Linked DNA regions of Mus musculus: region 2 is linked to region 1. Evidence: chromatin loops called from intact Hi-C (ENCODE). Cell type or tissue: gastrocnemius. All regions are shown on one strand. Links, peaks and the distances in the headings refer to the core of each region. The heading gives the core; the rest is flanking DNA.

Evidence for each region. A loop is a pair of places that touch in the nucleus more often than their neighbours do. Peaks named below come from ENCODE experiments on the same cell type or tissue, not always from the same donor. Only the 100,000 strongest peaks of a DNase experiment are listed, where the experiment ranks them.
Region 2: it touches region 1 in a loop (1.9-fold over the local background); 2 of 42 quality-filtered maps call a loop at or near these places.

Annotation. Positions count from the first base shown.
Region 1 is chr6:113,274,841-113,287,182 of GRCm38, forward strand. It overlaps Mtmr14 (myotubularin related protein 14), which reads left to right. Exons shown (of 19, transcript NM_026849.2): 18 at 2,950-3,105; 19 at 5,763-6,552. The coding sequence ends at 5,946. Cpne9 (copine family member IX) reads left to right here and starts at 7,467. Exons shown (of 21, transcript NM_170673.3): 1 at 7,467-7,701; 2 at 8,207-8,247; 3 at 8,356-8,402; 4 at 8,510-8,613; 5 at 9,106-9,142; 6 at 9,365-9,367; 7 at 9,545-9,621. The coding sequence starts at 7,634. In gastrocnemius, for the core only: no CTCF peak of the experiment used is centred there; DNase peaks (open chromatin) are centred at 5,982, 7,052 and 7,486.
Region 2 is chr6:113,191,645-113,203,631 of GRCm38, forward strand. Lhfpl4 (lipoma HMGIC fusion partner-like protein 4) reads right to left here and starts at 3,740. Exons shown (of 4, transcript NM_177763.3): 1 at 3,571-3,740; 2 at 2,174-2,659. The coding sequence starts at 2,579. In gastrocnemius, for the core only: no CTCF peak of the experiment used is centred there; DNase peaks (open chromatin) are centred at 2,616, 3,439, 3,698 and 4,150; H3K4me3 peaks cover 1,728 bases.

The sequences.
Region 1 (12,342 bases), core at 3,185-8,184:
AGGGAGACTTGGGCCTTGGCTGGGGCCAGCTACAAGATTAAAGTATTGCCAAGAAGCCACCATCCTATGCAGAGGCTTAGGTCGTCCAGGCCCCCAGTCTAGGACGAAGCTCCAGTTTAAGGGATGCTTGGCCATGTTCTTTCTGGTGCTTGAGCAGGAGGCAGAAAGTCAGATGTCGTTCTTTGCAGGCTTTGTTGACACTTGTGAAGGAGCCCAGGACACTGGGCTGAGCCTTACTAAAGCTGATGAGGGAACCTAGATACTGAGCTTACTACAGTACAGGTCTTCCTCCATTCTTGTACACAGGCACAGGCCCCTCCAGAAAGACACGTACCTTTGCCTCTAGCTGTCCATTTAGTCTGCTGTAATCCAAGTATTAAGTGTCTGTCAAATGCAAGAGCTGAATGGCTATTTTATATAACCTATTCTTTGACTTTACCTCGGGTAAGAATTTCACATGTGTTCATTCTTGAAAATTCTCAGTGTCTCTCCAGTGGCTGCTCACTAAAAGCTGTTCTCTGTCCTGTAAGAGGGATGCCCTCTTGCTGTGCTCTTACCTGGTATTGCCTGGAAGGCAAAAGGAATTGATTACCCCAGGGGACCAGAGTGCTTAAGGGTAACTAGACAGTGACACACTCCCTGGCTGTGATTCCCTAGGCAAGCTTCCAGGTTTGGGGTTTGAGAACCTTCATTGCATTCCTTGTCCAGGAATGTCTCATCTTTCCAGTGCCCTCTGCTCAGGTGCTCCATTCTCTAATCTTTGAGTCTTAGAAGCTGTTTCCCCATAAGCTGCTAAAAATGGGAAAAGAGTCTACCCATCAGATAGGCTGTGGAAACTGAGGAGCCAGGCTGTGCCCCTGAAGGTTTGTACTGGCTAAAGGCCCAACATAGCTAGAACACCCAGGGCAGGCTTCTCTTAGGAGGCTGGCTCTGAGTAACAGCTCTGAGGTATATAGTTATCTAGAAACTCAAACCTGGCTTCATGCACCCTCGTGGCATCTATCAGGTAGACCATGTCCTGTTTCTCATCTCTAAAGACATCACATTTGGCTGAGGGTCACCACAGTGATAAATGTGGCAAGGCCCAGTGTAGCAGGCATTCCAGTTCACAGCAGCTTTTAGTGTGGAAAACCATTCGTTTTCCCTTCTCTCAAGGTGCTTCTAGTTCAGGACAAACCTGTATGTAGTCAAACCTGAGTTCAGAAAACCTCATAAGGCCTATGAGATGACGCACCCAGCCTAATGATTTAAGTTTAGTCCCAAGGATGCATATGTAGAGGGAGAGAAGCAACTCCTACAAGTTGTCTTCTGACATCCACTATGGTATGCATGGATTACATAAACATACATACATGTGACATGAAAATGAAACTCTCTGTATCTTGGTATGGTGGGAAGCTGCAGCCAGGAGGATTGCTACAAATTCCAAGTGAACTTGGACTACATAGTTTGTTGCAGGCCTCTTTCAAACAGATCAGCAGAGCTGTACGTAGGTCACGGGTATTTGACACTAAGATTGGCCAGTCGGGGACTGGAGAGATGGCTCAGTGGTTAAGAGCACTGTCTGATCTTCCAGAGGATCTGGGTTCAGTTCCCAGCACCTACGTGACAGCTCACAGCTGTCTGTAACACTAGTTTCAGGGGATCTGATACCCTTACACAGACATACATACAGTCAAAACACCAATGTGTGTAAAATTTTTAAAAAAAAAATTTTTTTTTGACTAATGTGAGGGAGGGTGGAAGTGTTATCATCTCAGGATCCACTGATGCCAGCAGATAAATAAGGTAAAGTATTTTGCCCCTGCTTCCTGACCTGCCATTGTTTATACTCTAGCCCTATTTCTAGATCCTTGTGGGAGCCGTTTTGCTTTTCTTTTTTGTTTTTTTAAAGATTTATTTTATTATATGTAAGTACCGTAGCTGTCTTCAGGCACTCCAGAACAAGGTGTCAGATCTCATAGAGATGGTTGTGAGCCACCATGTGTTGGGATTTGAACTAAGGACCTTCAGAAGAGCAGTCAGTGCTCTTAACTGCTGAGCCATCTCACCAGTCCCGTTTTGCTATTCTTGAGTTAAACAGTTAAAAGGTCAGTCCTAGCACTTGAGAGGCTAAGACAGGAGGACTGTTCAAATGGGAGGCCAGCCTGGGCTATGTAGTGAGTTCTGGGCTTGATGCCAGAGACTGACTTGCAGCCTCCCAGACGCCCACAGGTCAGCTGCTGTCCAGAACAGAGGAGAAAGCTTAGCCTGAGTTGGGAGGAGGTAGCAGCACAGCTCCCTCCCCAACTCCAAACCTCCCTCTTGTCAGAAAAGGCCTGATGAAGCTGTCAATCTGTAGCCTGGTTTGATTCATCCTCCCCTCCGGGCACAGCCATGAATTTTCTCCGTGGCACTCTTGAATACAAACGCTGGCTCCTGGAAGGAGCTGCAGAAGAAGGGGACCTCGGGCTCTGTCTGCTCACTCTTCCATCTAGGTCACCACCCTCCCCAGTCTCCAAAAGGCTTGTCCTCCCCTCTGATAAGATCTCAGTGGCCCTGGGTTCCACAGCACAGATGCATGTCACAGAGTGGATGGCTGCCCTTGGGCCCAGCTCCAGCCTGATCTTCCTGACCGCTGCTGCTGAGGGGCTGCTTTCCTGCAGCAGCCTCCAGGAAAGGCTCGGCTGCCACAGGCTTTGAGTCTGGGGACCTCTTGTTGCCCTGCTTTGCTCTTGGTCTTTGGCTTCTGTATCTGCACAAAGCACTCCTCACAGCCCAGCACGCCTCATAGTCTCCTTTCTCAGTCACTCCTTACCAGTTTTGTCGGCTCTTTTGGAGAAAGTTGGCTTTCAGCTGCCCTATCGGAACAGTCGTAGCATAGGCCATTGTGTTGCCCGCCCTTCCTCAGGTACTCCTGTCAGGCATATGACTGACTACATCATCTCCCCTCTCTTCTCTCTGCCCCAGATCAGTGGACCATCCCCTGCCCGGATCCTCTCTCTCCACAGACTTTGGCAGCTGGCAGCTGGTATCGGGCTGTGGCAGTATTCAGGACCGGCCTGTCCTGCACACAGACTCCTCTCTCCCTTTCAGCTTCCAGGATGAGCTCCCTAACAGTTGTCTGTAAGTGTCTTGCTGGAGAAGGCAGGATACTCCCCTGCCCATGGCAAAAGCTGGAGAGCAATGAGGAATGCTGGTCAGCAGTGAGGGTGAGGCTGACCTGAGGGAAGAGCTTGGGGTCTCTGCCCCTCCCCCATTTGTCTGCAGCCTATGGATCCCCAGGGAGCGAAGGACTCCTGTGGCTGCTCAGGAAGTGCATCAGGCTTCATGTTCACTCTTCTCAGCATCCAAAAGCCCAGCCACAGATGTGTCAGGTGTACCCGGAGGGAGAGCTAGCTGGACTGTTAACTATAGAGGATTCTATTTATGTGCAAGGCTTTGCCTGACAGAAGAATCCTTTGAAACCAGAACAGTGGGGTAGGAAAATAGGTGTATGTTAGAGGCCAGGGCAGAGTGGCACTGGGTTAGCCTGCATCTGCCATCCAAGCAGAACTAAGAGTTCCTTCTGCCCTGACTCTTCCACTTCGGATTGGAGGCAAGTTACTTTGGAAATCGGGGAAGATGAGGGCCTTCCTGAAGTCATGCAGGGGCTGACAGACACTGGGATACTTGAATACTCCCAGGTCCTAGCCCTACAACCGGGAGGTCACTATATATAGGGCTTCCATATTCATTGCTTAGCCCAGCCTCCCTGGCAGCCAGGCCCCAAGACACAAAGCTAGATCTTAGGTTTTTGGTTTTGGAGTTTGTTTTTGAGACAGAATCTCTAGCCTGGCTGGATTGGTATAGTAGTAGCCAGAGGTCACCTTGAACTTCTGATCAGCTTACCTTTACCTTCTATATGCGGAGATTATGTGCAGGGCCCCCAAGCCTGACTTATATGGTCCTGAGGATGGAACTCCATCCATGCTGAGTGAGCACTCAACCAAGTAAGCCACATCTCCATCCCATTTTTGGAGGCTAGAAAGTCCTTAGATCTTTTTAAGAAGTGTTCTGCCAGAGTGGTGAAAGACTCCTCTCTGGAGACAGCATGGGCCACTCCTGCCCTGCTTGTCAGCATCCCTCACCTCAGAAGCAGGCAGCAGCCCCAGATCATCCAACAAATCGTCATGCAAATGAAGTCTGAGGTGGTCTCTGAGTTCCCAGCCAGCTCCCCAGATCTGGGAGCTTCTCAAAAGGACAGAGGATTATGTGATCTCTCTGTGCCTTGTGAAGACCCCCTTGGACTTAGGAGGAAGCAATATAAATCCTAGCTTCTTTGTTCCCAGGCTAGGTCTTGAACTCTTAGCCTTGACTTTCCCAAGCCTGTTAGCTCTTGAGAGAGAATTGCTATCCCAGCTCCACTGCCTACTTTTTGTACTGTGGACATCAGTACCCTGTCTTGGTTCCATTTCTTGTCACTAAGCAGATTGGTCTTTGTCCTGTCTGCTTCCTGAAGGTGGAAGGCCATGTGAATACACAGCTAGACCCTTGGCTATCCCTTGTGCTGTATGGATACAGAGACATTGCACATGTCTCCCACAGTGCCAGCAGAGAGCTCAGGGTTGCAGGGATAGTCATTGCCTCATTTTCCTTGTGCTGCTATAGGATCAGTCTGACTTTGCTTTGCCCAGAGCATGCTGCTTCCTCTGCCTCTCAAACAACACTCACCAGCCTATTTCCCTCGGAACTTTTCTCTCTTCCTCTTGGCCTCAAGACTGTCCCCTATTCCCAGACTTCAATCTGTTTCCCCAGGACCTGGGCTTATTAGGAAGGGGGCACATTGCAGTTGCTTCTACAGAATCTGGAGACAAGGTTGTATTCTCCAAGGTTGGCTTTTGGGGACGAAATTGGGATGAGTTAGCATCCTCGTTAGTCTTTGTGGATGGCTGTGGAGACTCTTCTGGGTCTGTGGCCCTTGAAAAGTGTTCTCCAGCCAACCATCTAGCAGAATGTCTGCATACCTGACCTTGAGTCCAGAGGATGGGTGCCAGATGATAACCTCAAGCCTCTTCTGTTACAGACCCTCTAGGGCATCAGACAACCCTGTGTGGAATTCACACATGGATAAGCCTGAGCCGTGTGTGCTTATTTCCCTATTTGACCTGTAACTCCAGATGTAATTGAGGCTTTCTTAATGCCATGACCAGTGCTCTAATAGGGAAGGGAGAAGAATTGGAGCAGTACCTTTCCAGCTGTTTACCTGGGAGGAGGCAGGACTGGCTGAAGGTTCAGCTAGAGCCCAGGGCTTTCCACTGGGACATCTTGGCCTCTTCAGGGCAGCCAGGTTTTGACTGGCCTATTCCCCTCCTAGAGGGTAGGGTGTTCAGTCCTAGTCACTGCCTGTTAGCAGCTGAGACCTGTTGCCATATCTTGAGGGTCAGGGTGGGAGAGTGCCTCCTTACTAGCAGACCACAGGCTTGTGCCTCAGCTTGTTCTTAGAGGGTATGGGAACCAACAGGTGTTGGAGCAAATACCACCCTTCCCATCATCCCCAGAATGGCTGGTCATCCAGCAGGAAGCAGGAAGAGTCGGTGCCTCCAATAAAAGTTCTGTGTGGAAGAGTAGACTGAGAGCTGAAAGTTCATGTGGAAGGGGAGAGGGAGGCCATCCATATATTTGGAGTCTGGACCACATGCTAGATGCTGACTTCAAGCAGTTGAAAATTCAAGGATAGGCCACTTGGGATGATGCTGGATCTTGTCCTATGGTAATACATCATCTCTCGTCCTTCCCTACAGACTTACAGCTCTGAGTGACCGGGAGACAAGGCTGCAGGAGGTGCGGTCTGCCTTCTTGGCTGCATACAGCAGCACAGTGGGACTTCGAGCAGCAACCCCCAGTCCCTCTGGTGCCATCGGGGGCCTGCTAGAACAGTTTGCCCGTGGTGTTGGGCTCCGGGGCACAAGCACCAGCACCTTGTGAAGCTGACAGCCCACAGCCATTTCCCGCCCCTGTCTCAGCTGAGCCCTGTGGAATCAGGCCAGGCCTGGCAAAAGGGGCCCTGGAGAGCAGGGGAAATTTCCCATCCCCCTTCTCTGTTGCACACATGGCAGCCCCAAACCTGAGCAGGCCTGAGGATGGGACTTTCTACCTCCCAACCTCCTGACTGGTGACCACTCTCGCCACTCACTGCCTTCCACTGACCCTGGTGTTCAGATTACTGTCAACTCTCAGAATTGTGTTGGAGGGTACAGGGGCGTTCCCAGGGCCTCATGGAGATTATAATGTCAGCAAAACCCCATTCTGCAATTTTTGTTTCCTGGGAAGGAGAATCACCTGCACTGAAAATGAGGCAATTTCACACTAATCACAAAATAAAAGCAAGTTTTTTGAATGGCTTTTCATTAGCATTTCATCCGGTTGTGACCGTCGTTGAGCTGCTCGGAATCTTCACTGCCTGGCCTCGTGCTGAATGAAGGGTTGGAGTTTGGGGGAGTTACGAAGTAGGATTTATCTCTGTTCCTTCTTTGCTGGGGAAAGAAACCCGGGCTTGTGTTTATAAGCAAATAAATGCTCTACCACCAAGTCAAATTCTCAGTCCCCATCAGTCAGCGTAAGCCACGAGGAGTGGCATATAAACCCGTGAGACTGGGTTGGAAGGAGAGGTCAGCAGCTGAGTGGGTTCGACCACAACTACCTGTTCTGTGCAAGTTCTGCATATCCTCACTGGCTTGCTTTTTTTTTCTTCGAGAAGGGTTTCTCTGTGTAGCCCTGGCTGTCCTGGAACTCACTCTGTAGATCAGGCTGGCCTCAATCTCAGAAATCCGCCTGCCTCTGCCTCCCAAGTGCTGGGATTAAAGGCGTGCAACACCACGCCCGGCGGCTTTCATCTTTAGTTAAACCCTGAAGCGACAGTGCTCTGGGATAGGAGACCTGAGCCAATAGAGGGGCAGGCTTCTGGGCTGTGGAGGCAGCAGTGGACACGGCACAGGGAGGGGGCTGCTTGATTCAGAGCTCTTCACCATTCATTGATCCTCCTCTCGCACCCTGTACTGAGGATGGGCCCTAGGCCTTTGCATATAGTAGACCAGGTGCTGTGCCAATGAACTGTTCCCCAGAGCCCTGACCTAATAGGCCATCAATGTGAATACCCAGAGGTCACTAAGCCTATCTTAAAGTATGCCAGTAGCTGCCACTAGGGCCATAACCACTAATATTGAGTAACTTGCTCAAGGCCACACAAATATTAAGGGGGAAATGTAACTTCATATCCAGAGATCAAGATGGGTCGGGAAAGATGAGCGCTGCTCAGAATTGGCTACCAACTCCCACCTGCCAGCCCAATATTTCAGGACCATGGATAGTTCTAAGGTTTTCATTGCTCTGGTGTTTCCAGAGGATGTGTGGGCCAGAGTTGGGGTTTGAGTGAGTTTCCCCGACTAGCTCCAGGCTGCTCCAATGGGGCGGGGGCCGCCTGCAGGGCCGGGCGGGGCTGTGCTGCCATCTGGAGCCGCTGCTGCTGGTGGCCACTGTCAGGGCGCGAGCAGCGGAGCGCACACAAGGCTGGAGAGAGCCGCTGCCTCCGCACATGGGCCGGCCTCGCCACCGCCCCTAGCTTCGGCACCCGGGGTCTCGCAGCCCCTACGCGGCTTTGGCCATTGGACCAGTCATGTCTCTCAGCGGAGCCTCGGAGCGTAGCGTCCCGGCCACCAAGATTGAAATTACTGTGTCGTGCCGGTGAGCGGGCCGCGCTGGGGAGGGTTTAAGTACTGGCAATTCCCCAGCCTACCGCAGCTGCGGGTTCAGTGTGGGCAGGGGGCTAGACCACAGAGGGGACGACCAGGAGCGAGCAACAGAGAACTGAGGCTGAAGGCTGGAGTCACTGGCAGGATGAAAAAGGGGGTCTCCCTGGGCAGCCCCACCCAAGCCTACCGGCTCAAAAGGTGGGCTATGGGAATCGCTGAAGAGCTGGGCCACAAGGGACCAAAGTTCTGGGGCGAGCCGTAGTCCTGGACCCTTGGAGACAGTGCGGGCACATATAGAGCCATTTGTCAGAGATGTCTGATGTTGTCCTGAATGTTGGCAGTGTGGACCCCAACAGTCACTGGGAATAGTAATAAGGAGGGAATACAATTTGCACCCCACGTCTCCTCCAGGTGCCCAGTCAGTTCAGGACTGTGTCAAGGTGGTGAGCGCCAGAATGAGCTAGCCCTCTGTCCATCTGTTTGATGCTTTTCTCTAGGAATCTGCTAGACCTGGATACATTCTCCAAGTCGGACCCCAGTAAGCAGCTCCAGGGCCTGGAGGAGGAACCCGGGGTGTAGGAGCGGGTGGGGCGGTGAGGGGTGCGGGCCGACCTGACGAGCTCCCCTCCCCTGCCCTCACCCGCAGTGGTGGTGCTTCACACGCAGAGCCGGGCCAGCCAGGAGTGGCGGGAGGTGAGTCCCCGAGCCCCAGCCCAGCTCAGGGCCGCTCCCGGGAACCTCTAGCCCGACTGCACGCCTTGCGTTCATGCTCCGTCCTCCCACCCCTCCCTGCTGCCCAGTTCGGACGAACCGAGGTGATTGACAACACACTGAATCCAGACTTCGTGCGCAAATTCGTTCTCGACTATTTCTTTGAGGAAAAGCAAAATCTCCGCTTCGATGTGTGAGGCTCCTCCTAGAATCCTGTCTTACCCTCCACCCCCCTCCACCACCACCCCCCAACCTGGATCAGCCAGAATTCTGCCTGGTCTCGCCCCCACTTCACCTTGCTACCTGGCTCCTCCCCCTAGCCCAGGTCCTTCTAAGGCTTCACTGTTCTTAACCCCGCCCCCCACACCCAAGTTGGCGCCTCCTTATGCAGAATCCATCCAGTTCCCTCCCCAAACCAGGCCCTGCCCACAACCCTGCCTTCTAATTTAGCTCCACCTTGGCCTCAGGCGCCCTCCCATGCTACTCCATTCCCATCAAGCCTCCTCCTGGGCTTCACCTTACGCATGACCCTCTCCCCTGGCACACACGTCCCAAACCACACCCAAGTTGAGTTGGTGTCCACTACCCCTCTCTCTACCTACAATCTTAACCAAGACTAAACCTAACCTCTTCCAGACTTTCTCCCACCCAGTCCCACCCCACACTGGTTCCACTCTCTTCCCAGGTACAACGTCGACTCTAAAGCCAATATCTCCAAACCGGTAAGCCAGCCGTCGCTGGCAGGTTGCTTGGGCACATAGAGGCTAACCTGTCAAAGGACTTCCCTAAACACCTCCTCCCTCCCCACCCCTCACGCACCCACCAGCCCTTCTTAGATCCTGGCCCCTCTGGCCTACCAGCCCCCACCCCAATTCCTTCCCCTGCCTGCTCTGGCCTTATTCGCTTCCTTTCTTCCTTCCCTGCCTGCCTCCCGGGACCTGCAGAAGGTGAGGCTGCAGTAGACTGCACCGGAAAGAGTTTGGTTGGGAGATGCTCAAGAAACAAAACACGTGGGGCTGTCATTTACACTTCGGAGTTAACTTGGTCAAAAGCAGCAGCTTCACCAGGGTAGGCTTGGGACTCCTTGCCCCTCCTGGACTCGCTGACTCCCTGTCTTGGCACAGGATTTCCTGGGACAAGCATTCCTGGCCCTGGGAGAGGTGATTGGAGGCCAGGGCAGCCGTGTGGAGCGACCTCTTACGTGAGCTGAATGGGAAAGGGTCCAGGGGAGGGAGGGGTCTCTCTGAGTTCCCCCTCCTAGCCAGGATGTCTGTAGGAGCTCCGAGATTGCTTTAGCTGGAGCTTTCTTCCCTACCTCACTTTTCTCCTCTAGAAAGTCCTATCTCTGCTCAAATCAATCTCAGGCTAGACATGTTTCCTCTTCATCTTTTCCCAAGTCTGGTCCCATCTTTAAAGCCTTCTCCCAAGCCCCACTCTACTGGGAAGCTTCTTGAAATCAGATCAGATCCTCAGGTCTCGCCACTATGCCCACTCACTAGACGGTGCCTTAGCCGTGCATTAGCCACACTCCGTCGCCTGGTCCTGGTTGAGGACTCTCCCCCCAGTTCTACCTCTGTCACCCACTGTTTAATGAGCTAGAATTATAAACCTGAGCCAAGCTAGCTGGAGAAAGGAGGTGGAAATCAGTGCAAAACAGGAGCAGTAAATGACATATGGAGAGAGGAATCAAAGTAAAAAAAGCAGGTGGGAGAGAGGTACCATACTCAATCCAGTGGTCAACCGGAAGATGAGTAACTCTGGAGCAGTGCCTGAAGGTGAAGAGTAACTCTTGCGGACATAGAGGAAACTGCCTTAATGAACCTACACCTTAATAAACCAGCCAGGGGGTGGAGCCTAGAGAGGGAAGGACAGGAGGCAGGAGATGAGGAAGTTCCCAGACAGGGCCTTGTAGCTTTCACTCTGAGATGGAGTCTATGTAAGGTTCTGAGTTCTATAGTCTGACTGTGCTGGCCACGGAGTCAAGAATAAACTCTGGCTCAAATAAACTACAAAAAGAATAAATCCTGGGTTGACAAAGACAGAAGCACATAGCCTATCAAAAAGCTGGCCAATCAGAAAACTGGCCAATAAGAAAGCTGGCCAATAAGAAAGCTGGCATTATAATCCAGGGAGGAAGCATCGAGGGATGGGGAACTGGTCAGACTCTGGCTGTATTCTAAAGGGGAAGCCAAGAGATCCCAAAACCATTAAATACAGATGGGAAAGAAAGGGGACAACTGGAAAGGAGGCCAGGGCCTTTGTCCTAAGCAGCAGGAAAGATGAAATTGTGCCACCAACTGAAGTCATTTGGGTGGTAGTGGTAGTGGTGGTGGTGGTAGTGGTGGTGGTGGTGGTGGTGGTGGTGGTGGTGGTGGTGGTGGTGGTGGTGGTTAAAATGAGTATACTGCAATCCATGCATGGTGGCCCACTCCTGTAATCCCAGCACTCAGGAGGCTAAGGCAGGCAGATTGCCTTAAGTTGGAGACCAACCAAGGAAATATAGCTGCAGGTCAACCAGGGGGTGAGGAGGGTGGGGAGCGACAAACAGACAGACAGACTTCCAATTTGAAGGGCAGATTCAGCATGAATGCATGCTGAATTTAGATACCAAATATATACAAGAGCTAGCAGACACACACACAGGCCATGAGACTTTGCCTCTGTGCAGTCTCTGTTCTGTGACAGGGCACCCACGTCACTTTGATCAGGCTCAGGTTAAACATGCATAGGAGTTTCTAGCTGTTACTACCTTTTAGTTTTCAACTGAGGATAGCCTGCTGCATAGGTGAAGGGGTGTCACAGGTACCACGTGAATCTTGCAACACTAAAGACACTCTGTATCAGTCATAGCAGCCATGCTTTACTTGTTTGGTGGCTTTTTTGTTTTGGAGACATGGTCTCAAGCTATCCTTGAGTTCCATATGCAGCCAGGACTGGCCTTGAACTCCCAAACCTCCCTCCTCCACCTGCCAAGTGCTGCGATTACAAGCATGTACCATGATGCCTAGCTTCATAATAGCAGTTTCTGGATAAAACATGGAATGTGGATTTAATATCCCCACCCTCACAATGAAAGGCAAGCAAATGTCTTCCTTTTTCTTTCTTTCTTTTCTTTTCTTTCTTTTTAAAGAAAGGCCCTGCAGTATAGTTCAGTGGTAGACTGTATCCACAGTATCCACGTGGCCCTGGGTTTGATCCCAACACCATAAAAAGAAGGAAGAGGAGGAAGCAGAGGATTGGGAACCAAACATATCTAATGCTGCTACAGGTCAGATAAAATGAGAAATTAGAAATTATCTCTACTGACAAGAGGAAGTGAAGGCTGGAGAAGTTTAAGAGTGGGTAGAAAAGGGACATAAGAAGGGGCCAGAGAAATTTCAAAGTTTTTGCTGCAAAGGGGAAAAGAGAGACATGCATGTCACAGACCTGGGGTCAGGAATTGGTTTACAGGGCTGGTGATGTAGTTCAATGGATAAAAGCACCTTCCACCATGCTGACCTGATGACCTACATGATAAACAGAGAGAAACAAACTCTACAAGTTATCCACATATACACAGAAACAAATAAGTGGAAAATTATGCTGGACCTGTAAGTCCAGTGCTAGGAAGGATGGGGCAGGTTTTGGAGTTCAAGGTCTGCCAAGGCTACATCATAAGAACCTTTCAAGAGAAAAGAAGAATAGATTTATAGTTATTAAAATATGTTTTTAAATGAGCATACAGAATAATGGGTTTCATTGTGGCATCTTTGTAGCCATATGTCAGTTTGTAGTTTTCTTACAGGAGAAAAAGTATAACTCATTTGTAACTTGGTGTGACTAGGCCCTTAGAGACTGGGGGATAACTGGCAGGGGAAGCCATGCAGGTGTGGTAGCCTTGCCTATAATTCTAGCTCTTAAGAACAGGAGCATTGCTGTGAGT
Region 2 (11,987 bases), core at 1-5,000, 86 kb before region 1:
AAGTTCTTAACTCTGCCAACTGCCTCCTCAGTCCTTAGGAAAAGGAAAAGGTATTGGACCAGGAGGCCAAAACCAACCAACAACCAACCAACCAAACAACAAAACCTGCCCATAGACTGGATTTACTCCCACACTAGTGGTGTGACTTTGAGTAAGTCTTTCACAGGTCTGTGGCAGTTGCCGCTCTGAAACAGGAGAAGTGAAGATGAAGTTTGAAGGTGCTGATCGCTAAGATTGTTAAATTTCAGTGATCACACAGTTGGACTGTCCATCAAATCCCAGGATGGAATCTCACACGGATTACAGAGGAACAGCGGGCCAAGAGGTCAGCATCCTAGTCACACAGTCCAAATTAGAGTTGATGAGTTGGTTTTCTAGATGAGCATATATCTTTCCAGCTTGCCTTCAGGGGAGAACACAACGGAAACCCATGCTGTCACCTCTGCACACCACTGGAAAACATGGAACAATATCCACACTCCCTTCATTTCTCTTTCTCTGTTCTTTTCAATGGTTCTTAAAGAGTCCCATTAAGACAGGTCCATATCTGAGGGCTGGAGAGACCGCTCTATGTTTAAGAATGCTATCTGCTCTTACAGAGGACCAGAACACAGTTCTCAGTACTCATATCAGAGAGCTAACAACTACCTGTATCCTCAGCTCCATGGGATCCAATGCCCTCTTCTGGCCTCCACACTCAACTGCTTTTGAATGTACCTTATCACCACCACCACCCCACACACATACACATAACTAAAAATAAAAAAGAAACCTTTAAAAATAAAAGAACGTCCATATCTGAATATATACTACCTTCTTCCAATCAGCCATCTTCAGACCTTCAATACCCCCCAGTAGGACAGACATTCCTCCCTACATTTGTAAGAGTCCACTTGGGGAAGCAAACTAGCTTCATGGCCTTGACATCACATCTGGCCTTCAGCCCAAGTGACAAGTCTTAATTTGATCACTACTGCATTCTTAGCACTTGACCTTGAGTGACTTCCAGCCCTTTTGAAAAACTCACACTCTTCCTTGAAAAGATGGAGATTTCTTTCCAATGGAAAGGTTCAAGTGAACACATACCACACTGCAGAGACAAGTCCGTGCAGTATATCCTGCGGTGGGATTGCTTACAAGCTGTCATCTATCACCTTTCCTTTGGGCACCCCTTTTGAAAGGCTGACCACTTGTTGAACGATCTGAAGTGCTTACTGCAAAGAAGCATCTCTAATGCACCATTATCAAGCCTTCTCTTTTCCTTCCCATCCCTGGAAGGCTTCAAACTTCCCCCTAGCCTCTACCCATCTTCTTCCCCACCCTTCAGTCCCTAGGCTCCGCTTTGCCCGGTCCAACTCTCTTTTCCTTTCCTGCAATTAGGCAAATATCCAGGCTGCTGAGTTTTCAAAATGTGACTGCGATCGAAGAGTGGGTGGGGACACAGGACTCTAATGGATCAGGGGAAACTGTCTCAGCATTTCTCATTCCCAAAAGGTCTTTCCCTGAGCCTTAGGGGAAGATGACTATCCCAGCCAAACAGTTCAGAGATTTCAAAGGACTCATCACCATTGACTGTGGCACAGAACCCTTCCTGAATGTGGGTCAGGGGTACGTTTAAAAGGATGGAAACCTTCTCTTCAGAGGCTTGTGTTGCAAGCTTTCCACACGCATCTTCTCAGTACCAACACCACAGATAGCCTCCCAACTCTCAGGACAGGATTTCTCCTCTGCATCATTTTACAGATGAGAAACCAAACCTCAAAAAAGCCAACAATGTCAGTGAGTTCAAGGTCCAAGACAAGTCTCTCGAGTCACCAATTTCTGCATCAACGCCCCCAGCATAACAGAAATTGATCATACTTATAGTAAGCCCTCACTCAGGAAAAAAAATTGTCCTCCTCAAACGCCGCCAATAAAGACCCCCAAAACACGAACATAGTGCTAATCCATCAGTAGACCCGAGCTTTCAACATGAGGGATCCAAATACCAATTCTAAAGATTGTCCCCTGCCCTAAGGTGGCTCTCTGTTGTTGAATGTTCTCCCCAGTAGCTGCTGAGAGCTGGCCTGAAGTGTCTCAATACAGAGAAGAGGAATTTAGCCCTGACTCTTCCAAGAAAGAGCTCCCATCTTTAGCATCTTTGCTAAGGGTCCTGCGCCCACTCCTCCCCTACCTGCCAGGAGCTGCATCCAGGCGCAGATCTTGTAGACAGTAGCAGTGTTGCAGAAGAAGAAAAGAGCGAAGCAGGTGATGCAGCCGAGAATCAGCACCATGGAAAGCAACACGAAGAAGGCGGCCGCCTTGAAGGCGCTGGACGGGATGGTGCTGAAGTCGGTGAAAGAGCCCCGGCAGGTGAGCTCGCGGCCCGCTAGCCCGCTGCCCACGCAGTAGTGGAAGAGGCCGAAGTAGCCAGGCTTGGGAGTGCTCACGCTGTCGCCTACCCAGTAGGGCTGGATGAAGACCACCACGTTGATGATGGCGAAGCAGATGGTGAAGATGGCCCATAGCACGCCGATGGCCCGCGAGTTCCGCATGTAGTGCTCATGGTAGAGCTTGGAGGCTTCCTGCGAGGGCAGCATGGTGCCCGGGGGCGGGGCCGGCGGCAGCGGCTGACAGGGGGCCGCCGGCCCAGGACTGACCACCGGCCGCGGGGCGGGAGCTGGGGACGCACGCGAGAAGCAGCCCTGAGTCTAGGAACTCGCAAGGGCGGGGCCTGAGGCGGAGCTGGGAACCTGGGGGCTGACTGGGGAGCTAGGAGGGGGTCATGACAGTGTTGGGGCGGCGACTTGAAGGCCTCCTATTGGGGGGCCTGAGAAGGAGTCATGGGAAAGTTGGGGGGGGGATGGGATGAGGACATGGGATCTGGAAGTAGGGGGGTGCCAGAAAGTGCTCGTGGGGGAGTTCAAGAGGGGGCTTGGGAACTGGTGCTGGATTAAGAAGGGGACGTGGGGAGATGTAATGAAAGATGGAGATCAATATTGGAGCATTAACAAGCACCGAATAGAGAGAGCTGGGAAGGGCATATTGGAGCTGTTATTAGGGGTAGTGGGTCTGGGACTGGGTGTCTAAAGGGGATCTGAAAGAGGATAGACGCTTCTCTATAAGGAAGAGAAGAGGTTGTCAGGGGCTGGTACTGAGGGCACGAGGAAGGTTACAGTAGGGCCAGGCAGAAGACTGGAGCTGGTACCCAGGGCTAAGTGTTGGAATCAGGATGAGGCTAGCGTGGAATCAGGGGCTGACACTGCAGGGTCTGCACTTGTGGCGGGGATTGGGGGGCGGGGATAGGGGGGGCTCCTTAGAAGCCGGGGCTGAATGTCGGCTGCGGGGGGGTAGTGTAGGATTGGCGGGCCAGGGCCGAGGAGAGTGGCTTTCCAGGCCAAGGGAACAGGCGATCGAGGCCAGCGGGCAGTCTGGGCCTGGAGGGGCGGGCGGTGGGCAGGGGCCGTGCCTGGCGCGGGGGAGCCGCTGGGCCCGGGTAGGGCCAGAGCTGGGGGGGGGGGGGCTGCCCCGCGCCCAGGCCGGACACGCGCGGAGGCTGCGGCCGCGGAGAAGGGATGTGGGAAGACCAACCTGGGCCGAGTCGGGACGGCTGATCCGGGACCGGCAGGGCTCAAGCTCCGGTGCTCGATGCTCCTAACAGCGGTTGCCTTGGCCCAGGCGGCGTCCTCTGCGCGGCCTCCATCTTGCTCCGGCTCTCCCCGGGGCGCGCTCCCGCGCCGAGGCGCGCGCTCCCGGGCACTGGCGCGGCGCGGCCGGGGCGCGTTCCCGCGCGGGCGTAAAGAACTGAGAGGAATGGAAGGGGGGCGGGGGAGGAGGAGGGAAAGGGGCCCTCCAGGTTCTGACAGTCAGAGGTACGGTCAGGCACGGTGACCCTGAGGTCCCTCAGCCAGAAACATAGCCTCTACCCCAGCCCCGGCTTCAGGCCTCCTGACTACTGGGACTCCCTTCGGTCAACCTGAGTTGTGGGGTTCCAGCTCCCCACAAAGCCCGTGGAAATGGGGGAAGGAACGAAATGAGGATTATTGATAGACGTTGAACTCAATCTCTTGATTCCTGATTACCCCCTACCATCTATGACAATGCCTCCAGTCTCTCCATTCTGCTTCCACGCCTTTGCGTCTTAGAGGCGTTGAAGGTTTTCAGAGTCTCCTAGGAAACTGTCAACACCCCCCTGGGAGAGGGAAACTCCTAAACTGTTAACACCCCACGCCAGCCTTGGGGATTCCTTGGCCCACAGAACAAGGAGATGGAGCCAGGGAACAAGACCCAGGCTGAGTACCAAAACCAGGAGGGAAAGGGGCTGGCAAGCTGGTTTTTCCTTTACATCCTCCCCCGTGCCCAAGTCGATGCAAGCCATGAAGTCTGAACATCATGAAGATCTAAACAACAACGCCTCAAAGTCAAGGGTGGTGATTAGGCCAAAGAACACCCTCAGGGGCACTCCTGGGAGGCAGCTTGACTCAGTCATTGCTTAGCCTTTGAAACCCAGACAAACTAACACTAACCTTGAACTTGAGCTATCGGGACCTGTTTCCTTATCTGTAAAGTGGACAAATTATGCCCCATTTTATAGAGGTGTGTGTGTGTGTGTGTGTGTGTGTGTGTGTGTGTGTGTGTGTGTGTGTGCTCGAGCACGCACATGTTAGTGGATCCCAAACACTGGACCACACAGAGAAGTATGTTTGTTGAAACTCATATCTATATGCAAAAACTCATGTCATATTTTTAAATGTCTTTTTCCAGTGAAATAAGAAACTGTTCTTTTGGTCTTTGGGTTTTTTTTTTTTTTTTGGTTCTCCTTTTTGTTTTTTGTTTTTGTTTTCTGATTATGTATTTTGTAAAAGTCTGCTTTATTTGGGGAGAGTATGCTAAGTAGTTCTAGCTGGCCTAGAACTCACTGTGTTAAGACCAGGGTAGCCTTGAACATGCAGGAATCCTCCTGCTTCTATCCGAGTGCTGAAATCGCAGGCATGCACCAACAAGCTTGTTTTGTGTCTGTTTTGTACGTTTCTGGAGATCAAACCAGGAGAGCATTCTACTAACAGAGCGACATCCTAGATCAACATTTTCAACTTTTAAGAAATGGTGGTAACAGGGTGGGGTTGTGGGTGGGTTTGTTGTTGTTTGATGTCTTTATAAGAAACAGGCGTTTGAATCCCAGATTATAAAGGGAGAATGGACCTAGCAAATTCCACAACTTGAGACCTCAGGTCCATGTGAATTCACCATCCCCAGGAACGGAGTACTGGCATGAACTTGGCTTCTCTTTCCACTCTCTTTGAAGGAGCCTTCCTTTCCACCTGCCAAGGATCCTGTGGTCCTGGAAGCATGAGCAGAAGGGATGGGGCAAGCAATCTCCTCCAATACCTCTTCCCATTTTGCAGATGGGGATAGAAGCCAAGGAAGACATGCCATGGAAGAAGACAACTGCCCTGTCAACCTGTCACAAACCATCTCGCCCATCTAATAAGCAGGGATGAGCCCCCTGAAGGGTGGCACTCCAATGCGGGGTACTGGAGTCAAGAGGACTCGGGAGACGGAAGATGTAAGAAGACAGAGGGGTCCTGCTGCAGATGCTTCCAGTTTGGGTGATTTCCAAGCAATCTCCTGCCCTGTTCCCTGCTTTGTCTTAAATTATTCTTTTCCTAGCCTGCTGAGCCACGCTGAGCCATCCAGAAGAAAAGGACATCAAAGATTCACTGCGAGTTCCTGCAAGGCTGGGTCTTGGTTTCCCTCTCTAGAGCAGAGGCTCTCAGTGAAGTTCTGTCCACACCGCTTTGACAATAGTGCATTGGCCCCATTGATCCCTTCTCACCCAGTTCCCGGATTGATCCTGGGGTAGGCCAGTAAATTTTGTTTCTGCTTAAGCCAGTTTCCCTTATGTTTTGTTGTTGTTTCCAATCTAAATAGTCTTAAATAATTCATCTGCACTTCTCTAAAAGAGATAGTAGGAGCTTATATATTGATTTAGTTATTTGCTGAGACAGGGTTTCCTGTAACCCAGGCTGGCATCGAACTCAAAACATAACTGAAGATGACTTCAGACTTCTGGTCCTCCTGCTTCCACATTCCAAGTGCTGGGATTGTAGGCATGCATTAACCAGCTTCAGTGGGCTTTTGCTTGATTTTTTTTTAATAGAAGACTATCTAATACATGAGCTATTCAAAACCAAAAGACCAGAATGTGAGACCAAACTCTGCCACATATGATCTGTGTGGCTCACAAGTCAAAGACTACATTTTTTAGGGAGGGAAGATGTGAGAGGAGGTTTGAGACACATACTCCAGGTTGGTCTTGAACTCACTGGGATCCTCCTGCCTCAGCCTCACAAATGCTAAGATTACAGGTGTGCACCCCTCCCAGGCTTCTTGTTGCTACTGCTGCTACTGCTACTGTTATTGCTGCTGCTGCTGCTGCTGCCACTACTGCTGCTGTTATTGTTTTTAGTCTGTGTTTTACTATGCAGCCCTAGCTGGCCTCCAACTGTAGCAATCCTTCTGCCTCAGCCTCCCAAGTTCTGATGTTACTCTTGAGAGTCTTATTTTCTTCATTTGTAAAGTAGAGAAAAGCACACTTCCTCCTCCTCACAGATGCTGAGAGGATTAAAAGAGATAATGGATAGAAAAGAGCTTTGTAAATGGAAAAAGGGCTATAAATATAAGTGATTATCATTAAAGTTTAATAATAAGTGACGTCTCCAAAAAAGAGATACAGCAGGAGCCTTAGAGATGCACTTGCTGAGCTGTAAGGGCCTGGGACGGGATGTGTCCCATTTCAAAGGGCAAACTTACAGCAGTTGAAGAGAGGAAACATGAGGTCTGTTCACAGGAAGAACATCTCATGGGAACCAAGAAGGAACAAGGATGGAAAGATTATAATGGAACCAAAAAATGGAATATGGTGGTGTGCACCTGCAATGCCAATGCTTCAGAGGCCGGGGTGGGAGGAAGACAACTTCGCCAGTAATATAGCAGGAAGGAGCCCCACTATTTATAAGGCTGGGGATGTATAGTCCAGTGGAGTGCTTTCCTGGCATTCATGAGACCCCAGGTTCCATCTGTAAGGGAGGAACACATCCAGCCACCAAATTCTCAACACGAAGGAGATTTATTACCGAAAGGGGCAAGCAGGAGGTTGGGGAGGTTGGAAAGGCAGACAGCAAGCAGCAGTAACAGCAGCAGCAGCAGTAGGCAGAGAAACCAGGAGAATGCATACTAAGTGTCAGGGTACATGTGTTTAATCTTAGCACTTGGGAGGTGAAGGCAGAAGGATCAGGAGGGCAAGTTTATCTTGAACTACATCCTAAGCCAATCCTGACTATATGAGACACTTTCAGAAAATAAAAAATAAAGCTGAGCATGGTGGTGCACGCCTTTAATCCCAGCACTCAGGAGGCAGGGGCTGGAAGATCCCTGTGAGTTCAAGACAGTCAGGGCTATTGTACAGAGAAACTTTGTCTCAAAAAACCTGCCACCACCACCACCACCACCACCAGCAGCAGCAGCAGCAGCAGTAGTAGTAATTTTAAAAAGAAGGGGACTGGAGAGATGGCTCAGTTGGTAAAGTGCTTGCCATGTAGGTAAGAGGACCTGGGTTCAATATCCATGTTTAAAAAAAAACAAACACAGGTAAACAACAACAACAACAAAGGCCCCACCAGTCTCAGCAGTATACAGGCAGCATGGTAGAGACAGGAGGATTTCTATGGTTCCCTGGCCAGCCAGGCAAGTGCAATCAGTGAGCTCGACAAAAAATAATGAACAGTTTTCTGAGGAACCGCCAGACTGATTTCCAGAGTGGTTGTACAAGCTTGCAATCCCACCAACAATGGAGGAGTGTTCCCCTTTCTCCACATCCTCGCCAACATCTGCTGTCACCTGAGTTTTTGATCTTAGCCATTCTGACTGGAGTGAAGTGGAATCTCAGTGTTGTTTTGATTTGCATTTCCATGATGATTAAGGATGTTGAACATTTTTTCAGGTGTTTCTCTGCCATTCGGTATTCCTCAGGTGAGAATTCTTTGTTCAGCTCTGAGCCCCATTTTTTAATGGGGTTATTTGATTTTCTGGAGTCCACCTTCTTGAGTTCTTTATATATATTGGATATTAGTCCCCTATCCAATTTGGGATAGGTAAAGATCCTTTCCCAATCTGTTGGTGGCCTTTTTGTCTTATTGACGGTGTCTTTTGCTTTGCAGAAGCTTTGCAATTTTATGAGGTCCCATTTATCGATTCTTGATCTTACAGCACAAGCCATTGCTGTTCTATTCAGGAATTTTTCCCCTGTACCCATATCTTTGAGGCTTTTCCCTACTTTCTCCTCTATAAGTTTCAGTGTCTCTGGTTTTATGTGGAGTTCCTTAATCCACTTAGATTTGACCTTAGTACAAGGAGATAGAAATGGATCAATTCTCATTCTTCTACATGATAACCTCCAGTTGTGACAGCACCATTTGTTGAAAATGCTGTCTTTTTTCCACTGGATGGTTTTAGCTCCCTTGTCAAAGATCAAGTGACCATAGGTGTGTGGGTTCATCTCTGGGTCTTCAATTCTGTTCCATTGGTCTACTTGTCTGTCACTATACCAGTACCATGCAGTTTTGATCACAATTGGACATAGTACTACCGGAGGATCCCGCAATACCTCTCCTGGGCATATATCCAGAAGATGTCCCAACCGATAAGAAGAACACATGCTCCACTATGTTCATAGCAGCCTTGTTTATAATAGCCAGAAGCTGGAAAGAACCCAGATGCCCCTCAACAGAGGAATGGATACAGAAAATGTGGTACATTTACACAATGGAATACTACTCAGCTATTAAAAAAATGAATTTATGAAATTCCTAGGCAAATGGATGGACCTGGAGGGTATCATCCTGAATGAAGTAACCCAATCACAAAGGAACTCGCACAATATGTACTCACTGATAAGTGGATAATAGCCCAGAAACTTAGGATACCCAAGATATAAGATACAACTTGCCAAACGCATGAAATTCAAGAAGAACGAAGACCAAAGTGTGGACACTTTACCCTTTCTTAGAAATGGGAACAAAACACCCATAGAAGGAGTTACAGAGACAAAATTTGGAGCTGTGACGAAAGGATGGACCATCTAGTGACTGCCATATGCAGGGATCCATCCCATAATCAGCTTCCAAATGCTGACACCATTGCATACACTAGCAAGATTTCGCTGAAAGGACCCAGTTATAGCTCTCTCTTGTGAGACTATGTCGGGGCCTAGCAAACACAGAAGTGGATGATCACAGTCGGTTATTGGATGGGTCACATGGCCCCTAATGGAGGAGCTAGAGAAATTACCCAAGGAGCTATAGGGAACTGCAACCCTATAGGTGGAACAACAATATGAACTAACCAGTACCCGGGAGCTCTTGTCTTTAGCTGCATATGTATCAAAAGATGGCCTAGTCGGCCATCACTGCAAGGAGAGGCCCATTGGACTTGCAAACTTTATATGCCCCAGTACAGGGGAACGCCAGGGCCAAAAAGGGGGAGTGGGTGGGTAGGGGATTGGGGGGTGGGTATGGGGGACCTTTGGGATAGCATTGAAAATGTAAATGAGGAAAATACCTAATAATAAATAAATAAATTAATAAATAAATAAATAAATAAATAAAATAATAATGAACAGCGAAATAAGGAGACAGTCTACATAGACTCCTGACCATCAAATGCTTTTGCATGCTCTCTTGAACACACACACCACACACAAACACATACACCACACATACCACACAACACATCAGATTCACACCACACATAAACACACACACACCACATACACACATACCACACACACCACACATACACCACATACACCACACATACACACATACCACACACACACACCAGGTACACACCACACACAAACACATACACCACACATACACACATACCACACACACACACACCAGATACACACCACACACTCACACACACACAAATACACCACATATGCACACTAAACACACACAAACCATATACCCCACAACACACACTCACCACACATATACACATACCACACACACACCAGATACACACCACACACTCACACACACATACATACATACACCACATATACACACTAAACACACACTCACCATATACCCCACAACACACACACACCACACATACCACATACACACACACCACATACACACATACATACAGCATACTCCACACACACACACACACACACACCACACATATCACATACACACCACACACACACCACACCACACACATCATACACACACACACACAAGAAAAAAAAAGAATGAAGAAAGAGAAAGATCAAGTCATGAGACCATAAGGCAAGGACCATGCTGGAGGAGCACCTAGAACAGAAGGTCCCCAGAAAAGCTCTGTATCCAGCCTAAGTGCACAGTTCGACTTGTGTTACATCTAGGTCCCCCATCCTGTACTTGGACTATTCCATTTAATGCCTATAGTAAGCCCTTTCATAGTATAAGGAGCTGAATCGTGTGTCACACTGTTCCTATGTTAAAGTCCTAACTCTCAGCAATGTAACTGGAGTTGGAGATAGGGCTTGAAGAGACATAGTAAAATGAGGTGCCGTGCATGGACATCTGATGACTGGCATCCTTACAAAAGAAGTTAGGACACAGACAGAACTTAGGCCAGTGGTTCTCAAACTTCTAATGCTTCGACCCTTTAATACAGTTCCTCATGTCGTGGTGACACTCAACTATAACATTTTTTTGTTTGTTTGTTTTTTGAGACAGGGTTTCTCTTTATAGCCCTGGCTGTCCTGGAACTTTGTAGACCAGGCTGGCCTCGAACTCAGAAATCCACCTGCCTCTGCCTCCCGAGTGCTGGGATTAAAGGCGTGCGCCACCACGCCCAGCTTATAACATTATTTTTATTGCTGCTTCATAACTGTAATTTTGCTAATGTTATGAATTATACTGTAAATATTTGATATGCAGATGGTCTTAGGTGACCCCATGTGACAGAGTCATTTGGCAAACAGGTCATTATACGCAGGCTGAGAACCACTGACTTAGGCCAAGACGCCAGCATGTGAAGACACAGCAAGTAGGCTAAGCAGAGAGACCTCAGGAAGCTTTAAAAAAAAAGTTGATTTCTGGTTAAGACACACAATCTAGGTGAACATGGGGGCACACCCAGCACTTGGGAGGCAGAGGCAGGTAAATGTTCTGTGAGTTTAAGTTCAGCGTGGCCTACAGAGTAAGTTCTAGGCCATGGCTCGGGAACTGCATGTTGAGACTATATATATATATATATATATATATATATATATATATATATATACATATTTAGTGACTGGCAAAGACTATAATATAAATTAGTTTTTAAAAATTTCTGGTGCACACCTATTGTCCCAGCACTTGGGAGATTAAGACAGGAGGATAGCTATGTCTGAAGTCAGCCGGAGCCACAGAGTGAGAATTTATTTTAAAGCAAAAAAAAAAAAAAAAAAAAAGAAGAAAGGAAGAAAAACAGGAGGTAGGGGGATCCTTTGATTGTCCACTATGATTGTCAGTCTTGGTGATTCGCTTGACTGCATCTGGAATTGACTAAGAGACAAGTCTCTGGAACCTGTAAGGACTTTGCTTGACCAGGTCACTTGAAGTGGGATGACCTATCTTAATGTGGACAGCACCTTCTGGTGCCAACCTTAGATATGAGGTCAGAGGAAGAAAGGCATTTGCTTTTTGCCTATTTGCTTTTTCCATTGCTATAGAGTTCATCTACCCCGCTGTTGCCACTGCTGCCGCCACTGCCATTCTTCACTGACATCAGAGCCCAGCTTCTTCAATCTTTCTATGTGAACTGAAGACCAATGACTCCCCGGTAATCCTCCATTGTCAATACCAAATTGGGAATGCGAAGGCATCCAGCCTCAAGGCTCAGAGCTATTGGGATGTTAGTCTGTCTGGTGAAGGTAGCTATTGATGAACTACCCAAACAGTAAG